Regions from separate parts of the Mus musculus genome. Here region 2 is linked to region 1. Evidence: chromatin loops called from intact Hi-C (ENCODE). Cell type or tissue: heart. All regions are shown on one strand. Links, peaks and the distances in the headings refer to the core of each region. The heading gives the core; the rest is flanking DNA.

Evidence for each region. Hi-C counts contacts between places; a loop is a spot of excess contacts. Peaks named below come from ENCODE experiments on the same cell type or tissue, not always from the same donor. Only the 100,000 strongest peaks of a DNase experiment are listed, where the experiment ranks them.
Region 2: it touches region 1 in a loop (3-fold over the local background); 4 of 42 quality-filtered maps call a loop at or near these places.

The regions. Positions count from the first base shown.
Region 1 is chr13:21,822,287-21,827,667 of GRCm38, reverse strand. No RefSeq gene overlaps it. Among named protein-coding and RNA genes, the nearest start is that of H4c18, 7.2 kb to the left of the region's middle. In heart, for the core only: no CTCF peak of the experiment used is centred there; no DNase peak of the experiment used is centred there.
Region 2 is chr13:23,743,840-23,749,220 of GRCm38, reverse strand. It overlaps H3c3 (H3 clustered histone 3), which reads left to right and starts at 3,700. Exons shown (of 1, transcript NM_175653.2): 1 at 3,700-4,179. The coding sequence starts at 3,724. The coding sequence ends at 4,134. It overlaps H2bc3 (H2B clustered histone 3), which reads right to left and starts at 2,487. Exons shown (of 1, transcript NM_175664.3): 1 at 1,998-2,487. The coding sequence starts at 2,426. The coding sequence ends at 2,046. It also overlaps the pseudogene H2ac5-ps. In heart, for the core only: CTCF peaks have their summits at 2,866 and 3,665; DNase peaks (open chromatin) are centred at 2,770 and 3,630; H3K4me3 peaks cover 3,941 bases; H3K27ac peaks cover 4,674 bases.

The DNA of each region.
Region 1 (5,381 bases), core at 234-5,233:
CATAGTAATTTAAGATTAATAGCTCCTGTGAAGCCAACCTATTACCAGAATAAATTTGAATTTTTTTAAAAAAAAGTGTTAATTATATATTTTACAAGATTACCCTTCCACCTAAGAAGGAAATCAGACTTTACTATAACCATAATGAACCAAAATAAAATACCAAGTAAACCAGGCACAGGGTGGGGGTAGAGGCAGATAACTAATGATCTGTAATATGTTACCTGAAATAATAGCTACAAGAAAGCACATGAATACACTGCATGCTGAGTAGGGGTGCTCCATGGGAGGGGGGTGGCAAAGGCAATGCTCTTGGTGTCTATTGTTCAGTGAGGTGAAGTAAGCGATACCTTAAACCTGAGCATTGTACAGACCACACTTTTATCTCCCACACATACATGCCAAAATAATATTAACATGAATCACTGAAGAGTGCACAGCCTGGCTGATACAACCTAGGTCTTGGCTGTGTTTGGTTTGTCTGTCAATGCATAAGAATTAAAATATAGGGGGAAAAAAGTCCTCAAGTAGCAGGGGGAAACCCCAAATATTGAGAGTAACAGAATCAAGTTAAGACAGGCACTTACTTTGGAAGGGGAAAAACACTTTCAACTGATCCATGAAAAAAAAAAAAGGGGGGGGGTAGCTGGGGGTTAGACACTGGGAAGCCTAATAATGTGCTTTGTCCTGTTAGCAGTCTGTGATATACTCATTTATAGTCTTCTCTTGCCTCAGTACTGTAAGTCACTCCATCCTGTGTTTTTCTTACCCATGAGTACTTTGTGCTCAGTCTGGAGCTCTCAGATGTAATTAGTGAAGCCCCTGCCTATCCACTGTTACTTTAAGAAGGTGAATTTACAGCATGACTGCAGTCCTCTAGTGCAACTTGGGCCACAAATAAACAGGCCCCACCCGAGTACATTACACAACAGTTGTGTGTCAATCAATCACCTGATAATAAAAGTCATAAGCTGTAAATTGGGAGAGGAAAATCAACCCTGAGAAAGATTATTATATAGCTGTCTAGCTGCCATGGAGAACTGGGTACCTGAAAGGGAGGCTGGAAATGAAAAATGACGGGCGGGCAAGAGAAGGATGAAGCCAAGACAAAGGTTTCTGATCAAGGCTCAAAGTTTAATTCTAAGCTCTGTGTTTATATAGGAAAAACCCACAAACCCATCCTTTATTTTAGATAGATTTGGATTATGTGTTAGGCAAGCTCAGCAGGCAGTCTGCTCCTGTGGAAAGTGCAGGTGAGGCAAGGGCAAGGACTCCACCCTAGGTCGGTTAGGTCAATGGAAGACCAACTGTGGCAAACAATTCAGGTCTGTTTAGCCTACTCAAGGCTGGGGAAAGGCACAATTCCCCTGTTTTTGTTTTTGTTTTAAGGTGAGCTGGACTTGGGATTTACTTGTTGTCCATGATCCCCTCTAGGGTATAGAGTGGCTAGGCGGCCATGTCTGTCTTATGTCCTTGTCTCCTTCTTACCTGTTGTAGAGGACAAACATGGCTTTTTGGTGTTTGTCTCTATCTTAGGTCGAAAGGGGCTCAAGAACAGGCCTTCAAAAGTACTTTCTTTCCCATTCAGACAAAAGCCACGAAGGACATATGAACATGGACTCAATGCATGTCTTCATAGTGATAACTGCCACGGTGAACAGCTGAGCTTGCTGAAAGTGATCCTGTGTGAATGCAACCAATCTGGTTAAGATACAAAGTCCAAACGTTAAAAGCAACAAGATTAAAGTTGTCTGTGGGAGTATCCCAGGTATTCAATTCAGGTGCTAATTGGCAAAGATCAAACACAAAGTCTGGCCACCAGGTTTATAGGGGGTGGCTTTGAGAATTGATAGAAAACACTCTCTCTCCAGTAATCGTGGAGACTACAGTCCAGGTTAACTCAGCTGGCTGATAAGGATTTTGAGCCATCTTCATCGTTGGTATCAATAATCATTAGAAGGCTTGTGATCTGTATCCACTTGATAAACAAATCTTTCAGGAGCCATTGGGATCCATTTTCTTTTTGTGAAAAAACATCAACAGAACCTTGCCCCCATATTATGTACAGTATTTCAATCATGCCATGTGCCAGTAAGAGGATCCTTCCATTTCACCTAGGTGTGACCAAGCCTAGTTGTAGGGTGCCATAGACACTCAGCAGAGAGGTCTTTGGCATCAAAATTTTTAAAAATTTTAAAACAAAAAGAGCATTTTTAAATAATGTGGTGTACAGGGATATAATTCCCCCTATTATTTTCTTAAAGATGATATTGTTTTAAAGTTCCACAATACCTTGTATTTGACAATTATAAAGAATCACAGTAATATGGGTAATATTAAATTGTCTACAAAACATCTCATATGCTTGACTGTAATAGCCAGTTCCATTATCTGTTTTATTTTTTTTAAAGATTTATTTATTTATTATATATGAGTACACCTTAGCTGTCCTCAGACACACCAGAAGAGGGTATCAGATCTCATTACAGATGGTTGTGAGCCACCATGAGGTTGCTGGGATTTAAACTCAGGACCTCTGGAAGAGCAGTCAGTGCTCTTAACCACTGAGCCATCTCTCCAGCCCCCTCCATTGTCTGTTTTAAATTTGATTTGGAACACAAAGCTTAGAAAAATAATGCAGGCAATGACTAATTACATTTTTAGTTGCTTCTCCTGTTAAAACAGTTGCAATTAGAAAGCCTGAAAAGGTATAAATAGTCGCATGTGTATATTTTACTTTTCAAAAATCAGAAATATGAGTAACATCCATTTGCAATAATTGATTAGGTGTAAGACCTTGAGGATTAACAAAAATTATGTGGTACAGGTAGAAATTGAGGACACTGAGAACAAGTCTTTACAATTTGACTTGCACATTCTCTAGAAATACCAAATTGCTGTCTCAAGCTATTACTATTTTGATGATGGAAACATGAGATTGTATGGCCAATTGTTCCAGTGTAAGGCCTATAACTGGCACGGTATACAAATCTGCTGTGGCGTTGCCCTAAAGGGTCTGTCCAGGCAATCTAGTATGAGCTCTTAAATGTCCAAAGGCAGTCCTTTAAAGGATCAGTACTTTTCCTGAACTTGAGCTGTATTTGCATAAACAATTGTAAAATTTGAGAACTAGCAGTATCTAAAAAAGGAACAATTTCAAGCAATTGCAAACCATGATCTATATATTGGCTACCAGTATGCAAATTAAAAGCTTGGTTTTTCAACATTTTAAAAACAGTGCCTACAGCATGTATTTCAATTATTTGTGCTGAAGTGGAGGGAAACTCAAGAGAATAAACATGTGATGCAATCACATGTTTCTCTCCCATAGATGAGCTGTCTATTAATATAGTAGTAGATGCATTCTTTATGGGATAAATTTACAGGAAATACAAAAAGCAAAATTGACAACCATTATCCAAAAGACAAGTTGTTTCAATTTGAGTGAAAGAAGAGTGCATGTGGTATGTGTGTGTTATGTGTATGAAGTGTGTGTGAAAGAGTGAAAGGAGAACGCACAGAGGTGTGTGTGGGCGTGAGAGTTCAAGAAAATAAAAGCACAGAGGAGAAAAGCAGAGAGCACAAGAGAATGCAGAGAGAGTGTGTGCAGCCTCAAGCTGTGAATGAGCGAGAGAGAAAGAGAGCAGAGAGTGAAAGAGAAGAGAAACTTTAAGCCTTGAAAACTTGCCTGTCAGCTTGTACCCAAAAAAGCAGTCTGTGTATATTTATTATGCCCCTTGCAGATATCCCTGCTTCCAGTTGAGAACTCTGACCCTGTGTCGAGGCTGGACCCAGACATTCACTTGCTTGATTTTTTTCTTAATCACAGATATGGGTGAGCTAAAATTCCTGAGCCTGTGATCAAACTGCAGCCAATGGAACACTGGCAGTTTAACAATAATTTTTAAGTTTCTTTTGCAATATTAGAGCAAAACCATAAATTTGAAAAGCAAAATTCAATCTTTACAGTGTAGACATCTATTCTCTTTAGAATCAATGAGTATTACTTTCAAATTACAAAGTTTGGCTGCCAGTTCTCGTATATGAATGCACGACAGTGCAACTTTTAATACTTCATTAAAGAGACATTGTTTTAAATCCTGTCTTATAATTCTAGTTTCTAGGATAAGAATTACAGAAAATATTATCCCAATTTAGTAGTATCTTTAGAGACCTGATTTCCTTGGTTGGCTCATGCCACATGTTGTTTAAAATGACTCTAACCCTGAATTACCAGTTTTAACCTAACTTTCTTGTTACCAGTGTTACAATTTTTTAATCATTACCAATAACATATAAACCAATACTCTATAACCAAGACATGCATAACTTACTTATACCTTTAAAACCAGTCAAAAACAAAAATGAAGTGGCTACACACATCTTATATATTTAGACCAAACAAAATTTTCTTGCTTTTTCTAGCTGTAATTTCAAGAGAAAAAGCACCTTGTCACTTGCTGAACCCAATAAACACAATTTCTAGAGAAATTTCTAGAAGAAAACACCCATCAGCTTATTTACCATAAAATGTGAGAAGCTGCTGGCCCCTTTAAGAGAAACTTTTCTTCAGCTGTGCTTGACTCCCAGCTACAGTGCAGGGTAACTTATCAGTTTCTGCTGTGCAAATTAAGACTGCCTTCTAAACAAGTTAAGCTAAATCTAGCAGATAAAGTTTTAACCATTTTTTTCTTTTGAACATGAAACACAGAACAACAGTTATTCAAACATCGAAACAAAACACACATAAATTGACACGAGAACAGATTGGTACACCAAAGACAGACAACAGACAGAGAGGGAAGAGAACTTGATGTGACCAGAACTAGGGATATCTCCAGTAGGGGCCAGAGAGGAAGCAGGACTTCTCCTGATCTCCTCCTGTCCATAGGAGAGCTCTGAAAGCCATTTTTCTTCTCTTTTGCTAACACAGCCCAGATAGGGGAACTGCTTTCCTGAAACCTATTTTCTCTCTCTTTCTCATGTCATTTGTATAGTTACCATTCCTACTCCTAGGAACCATGCACAGCATAAATTTACTTGAGCTAAGATATTTTCTTAACATGTTTTTGTATTTTGTTTTTGTTGTTGTTGTTTGGTTTCTCTCTCTCTCTGATTCAGCTCTTGGCTGCAGACAAAGCCTATATAGAATTCTCCCGTCTCAATGAGCTGTCACCCCTAGGTGAATTCAGCGTTGGGTTGACACAGACCCAGCCTAGCCTGTGTCCTCTTTGCACCTCCTACAACAACAGCTTCCAAAAGATAAAATCTATGGCTAGCTCTAGCATTAATGCTGTTTGCTGCTTACCACCGAGCAGGATAGTGTAACTTCTTCAGTTTTCTATGGAGCTCCATCAAGACAGCGTTTCTCAGTCAATTCC
Region 2 (5,381 bases), core at 147-5,146, 1.9 Mb before region 1:
CCATAAGGTTTTTCAAAACTGCATAGAGAGGTATCACTCTGCATTTTTATGATTAAAAAATTTGAAGTTACTGGTAAGTCTCCAATACTTTAACTAATGGTCAGGTAGTAGATTTTAAGGACATTACAATGAAAAACCCAACAACAAGAGTCACTGACATATAATTTAAGTCGTAAGAACAAAACAAAGCAAGAAACAAAACCAAGACAAAAAGAAACATAAAACAAGCAAGCAAAAAAACCAAAAACAGGAACAAATATAAAAACAAAGGAACCACCACTGTTGGAAATGTAAAGGAGTAGGAAAGAAGGCGTGAAAAGCAAGCTTTAAGTCCTATGGCCCACACTACTCAAGGTCAGGGAGGACGGGAGACTCCTGTAATCTTAGTACTTGAAGGTAAAAGGAAGAAGACCCAAAGCTTCATGTCAAGCTCAGCCACATAGAGATTTCAATTTCTTCATTAAATTAAAAATGTGTTGAATGACGCTAAGGCAGACTTGAGAAGCCTGCATCTTCTGCCTTACAATTAAGCCAGAATACGGCATTCTCGTCTCTTGTTCATACTCCCTCAGATAATGAGCAGGCTGGACTTCCCGCTACCTGTTTCTTTGAAGACCTTGCTAATTTTTCCAACATTTGTCACTGTTTCTTCCAATATGGCATGGTCAAGTAAAACATCAAGTATTCATGTCTTTTTGTGTAAAAGAAACAGTAAATAAAAAGGGAAAGGCATAAAGACAACAGAGAAAAGAATCCCTAACTGGAGAGATCCACTTACAGTAAGAATATTAACATCTTACTCCAAAGGGAGTAAGCTCAAGGTAAGCAAGCTTCAGGAACCGTCGTCTATGTTCCTTTCTTGCTGTTAAGGTGGGCTGTGTATTCTCTCTCACACACAGAAATGTTTCTAAGACAAGTATTTTAGCCATGGTATTTTGTGTGTATGAGAGTTCTGTCTCTCTACTTCTGTGTCTGTCTCTCTACCCCACCCCCACCCCCACCCCCACCCCACCCCGCCCAATCGCACTGTGTGTGTGGGTGTGGGTGTGTGTTTTGTAGTCCAGGTTTCTCTGTGTAGCCCTCAACTGTCCTGGAATTCTCTCTGAAGGACTGGCTTGCCTCAGATTCAAATCCTCCTGCCTCTGTCTCCCAAGATTAAAGGAAGGTATATCACCACTACCCAGCATTCTAAGAGCTCTTGAAGTCTTTGCCTAGCCTTTTCAGGAGCCTGCCTTTCATATTCAAGGATTCGATAAACCAATGAGAAAGCAGGGGTGAAGTCCCGAATCATGGATAAAATATTTTAAAATATTTTCCATGAACTACTCATTCTGAGCAACTTTATTTTCTCCTGTCACCACATATTCTCAGACAGTTTAAAAATGAAAAAAAAAGAAAAAAGAAATTTAAAACTTAACACCCGTTAAGCCATTTGCCCCATCTGATTCCTAGTTTTCCTGCCCTAGCACAAATGCTCGAGGCACTGACTTTTTCCCAGTCAAAGCCTTTACCAGTTTTTTAACAATTACTTTGTAAGTCATGGAAATCCAATTGTCAACATGGTGGTTTTTCAAAAAAGCTAAGTTGCTTCAAGTATTTATAACTCCTCTGGTTCCATCTATTGTCAATATCCTACCCTGAATGTAAATGTCCCAAGACATAAGAAACAAACAAAAAAAATTAGAAAGCTGTGGTTGCTTTTCACTGAAGCGCAATTGGCTGTAATGTTTTAATACTCAATCTCACAGTAGGAAGCTAATTTGAAAGACTAAATACATTAAAGGCCAACTCCTACAGATAGCACTGCTACAAAGCACTGAGTAAAATACCTAGACTCAATATGTACAACATCGAAACTCATGACACAAAGTGGGAAAATGGCAATGATTGTGACCTCAGCCTTTAAACTCAGAGCAAATGCTCAATTCCACTTTTCATAAAGACATATTTGGCTAACAAAGTTAGGTCATATATTACAACTTCTTTTCTGAAAAGTGTGGGTGGCTCTTAAAAGAGCCTTTGGGTTTGTTGTGAGCCCTACGAGCTCACTTGGAGCTGGTGTACTTGGTGACGGCCTTAGTGCCCTCCGACACGGCGTGCTTGGCCAGCTCCCCGGGCAGCAGCAGGCGCACGGCCGTCTGGATCTCCCGGGACGTGATGGTCGAGCGCTTGTTGTAATGCGCCAGGCGGGACGCCTCGCTCGCGATGCGCTCGAAGATGTCGTTCACGAACGAGTTCATGATGCCCATGGCCTTGGAGGAGATGCCGGTGTCGGGGTGCACTTGCTTCAGCACCTTGTACACGTACACCGAATAGCTCTCCTTGCGGCTGCGCTTGCGCTTCTTGCCATCCTTCTTCTGCGCCTTAGAGATGGCTTTCTTAGATCCCTTCTTAGGGGCTGGTGCAGACTTAGAAGGCTCTGGCATTCTGTTCAAAAGAAGACACACAAAATGGTCAGAAACTGGTAGGCAGTGAGGGCGCACTTATTTTATTTATACTCCTGAAATTCAAATGAAGGAGCAAGTGCTTTTACTTTTGATTGGTTAAGAATAATGGCCTCAAAGGCTTTATGCAAATAAGAGACTCAAAATCCCATCTACAATTGGGCAAGAGAAGAAGACCATTTTGACCAATAGGACAGCGATATTTCGTGACACTACACAATCTATGTGGTATGTTAACAGTAGGTTACAGTGTTTCCTTATTTGGGAACTTTTAGTAATGTCTGGACACTGCAAGCAGTGCGACAAGGCTCCCGCCAAAGCCAAGACCGGCTCCTCCCGGGCCGGCCTACAGTTAGTTCCTCGTGAGCCGTGGGCGCCGGCGCTCCGGTGTACCTGGCGGCCGAGATCATGGAGCTGGCGGGCAACGCGGCCCGCGACAACAAGAAGACGCGCATCATCCCGCGCCACCTGCAGCTGGCCATCCGCAACGACGAGGAGCTCAACAAGCTGCTGGGCCGCGTGACCATCGCGCAGGGCGGCGTCCTGCCCAACATCCAGGCCGTGCTGCTGCCCAAGAAGACCGAGAGCCACCACAAGGCCAAGGGAAATAGATTCAAGTCAAGAAATTCTACTATTGACGTATCTAACGGCTCTTAAGAGCTATGCACTTTTTCCCAAGATCAGCTTGTGATGCAGTACCTATAGTGCCTTCCCCTTCTGTAGAAAATACACAAATACTTCTTTGAGTAGTGAGTGTTCATATTTAAAAGCCCAGTTTTCTACGAAGTAAAGATTGGTAACCTTTAAAATAACTCACCCACAGCGCTTGACATACTAGTTGCCCCCTTTAAGACCAAGAATGTGAGTTAAGATTGTTGGATCATGATTTTACTTTACCCAACTCCAAAGTAGTTACAAGTTATTACGCTTTGTACCTTGTAACACAAAATTACAAAGGAATGGAGCAACGTCTAGGCACTCAGACTTGCAATCACCGCATCTCGAAAACAAGATTGTGATTCCATCTGGAGATAAAAACTCCATTAAAATACCAATTTTAATTTTTTCTTTTTTTTGTAAGAACAAAACGTAACTAGAGTGTCAGAACAAGGTAGCCAATCAGATACTCTTAAAACTACCAATCACACGGGCTATTTCCCAGCCAATGAATTTGTAGCGCGCGACTTTCAAAAAGTTGCAAGGCCAATCAAAATGTTTCTTAGTATATTTAAGGGCAAGATTTCTTTCGTCCTGCACTTTTGTGTATCTCCTCCCAAGAATGGCTCGTACTAAGCAGACCGCTCGCAAGTCCACCGGCGGCAAGGCCCCGCGCAAGCAGCTGGCCACCAAAGCCGCCCGCAAGAGCGCCCCGGCCACCGGCGGCGTGAAGAAGCCTCACCGCTACCGTCCCGGCACCGTGGCGCTGCGCGAGATCCGGCGCTACCAGAAGTCGACCGAGCTGCTGATCCGCAAGCTGCCGTTCCAGCGCCTGGTGCGCGAGATCGCGCAGGACTTCAAGACCGACCTGCGCTTCCAGAGCTCGGCTGTCATGGCTCTGCAGGAGGCGAGCGAGGCCTACCTTGTGGGTCTGTTTGAGGACACCAACCTGTGCGCCATCCACGCCAAGCGTGTCACCATCATGCCCAAGGACATCCAGCTCGCCCGCCGCATCCGCGGAGAGAGGGCATAATGGTTTTTATGCTATTTAAAAAAAGGCTCTTTTAAGAGCCACCTAAGATGTCATGTAAAGTTGCTGTATACTTCTGATTTTTACTTAGTACCGCAGTTACAGTTTATGTTGCAACAAAAGCTAGTAGTTCTTTACATTTGTTTCTTTGAAAATTTTTAGAGTTACTTAAGTGATTTTATATTAATCCCATATGAATTATAAGCTTTCGTAGTGATAGTGTTGCGACTAAAAGTGTAGGCATGAAGGTGGATTGTAATTAAGGTGACAAAGTGGAGGAGAAAGCATGTGATGGGCATTACAGAGTCAGCTGTAAGCAATCTGAACACTTGATCCTCAGGAAAAATTCCTGGTACAACTTTAGAACACCATATAGATTCAGCACTGAATTGCATCTTCCTAGAAACAAAGACGTCCTCAGGGAAGAAAGTAAAAATTAGAACTGAATCATAAGAGAGACCCCCAACAGATATCTGGTACAAATCAAATGAACCAAGTATTACTTAATCGCATCAGGAACTTTGAAGCAAGATGATAAAGAATTTGAGGCCTGTCTGTCCCAATACAGTGAGTAACAGGTAGGCTTAGGCAACAAAGTAACTTCTTGTTTCAAGAGAGAGTGGAGGGGAGGGGAGAGGGAAAGGGAGTGAGAGAGAGAGAAAGAACAGGAGCTTAGACTGAATTATTACTTATAATTTTTTACTAATTTTCAAAGCATTTTTCCCCATTAAGGGATTTTGGGAAGTTAACTACTAGCAAATATTTCCAGCCACTCTCACAGCAAACAAACGCAATTATCCTGCTAAATAGGTTTTTACCAAAATGGATAATCAAATGTAAATTTGTCTTCATCATCTTCAAAGGTGACCGTGTTTCAGGTATTAAGCTGTGCCAAGATAGGCCGGAGAAGCTGTGAGAGCCCAGCCTTCCTTAGACCCTAAACTCTGTCAGCACTGGTATGAGGAGGCATGGGTAGGACGATGCATGAAAAGATCAGGATTCTCTCTAAACTTCAGGACCACATCATTATTATTGTTTCCTTAGAAACTGCTAGATACTACCCCAGAGCATGTATTTTTGTTTTTCCTACACTATTAATATGAGAGCTGTTACTGACAAGCATTTTAAATTTAGCTAGTCTAGTCCAAATTATACTTCAATTCCAGATTACAAAGACATCACATGAGGAAAAAAAAATTGACAGAATAGTTTCACATTATTTATTGAAAGTCTATTTGTTTATCCTGGTT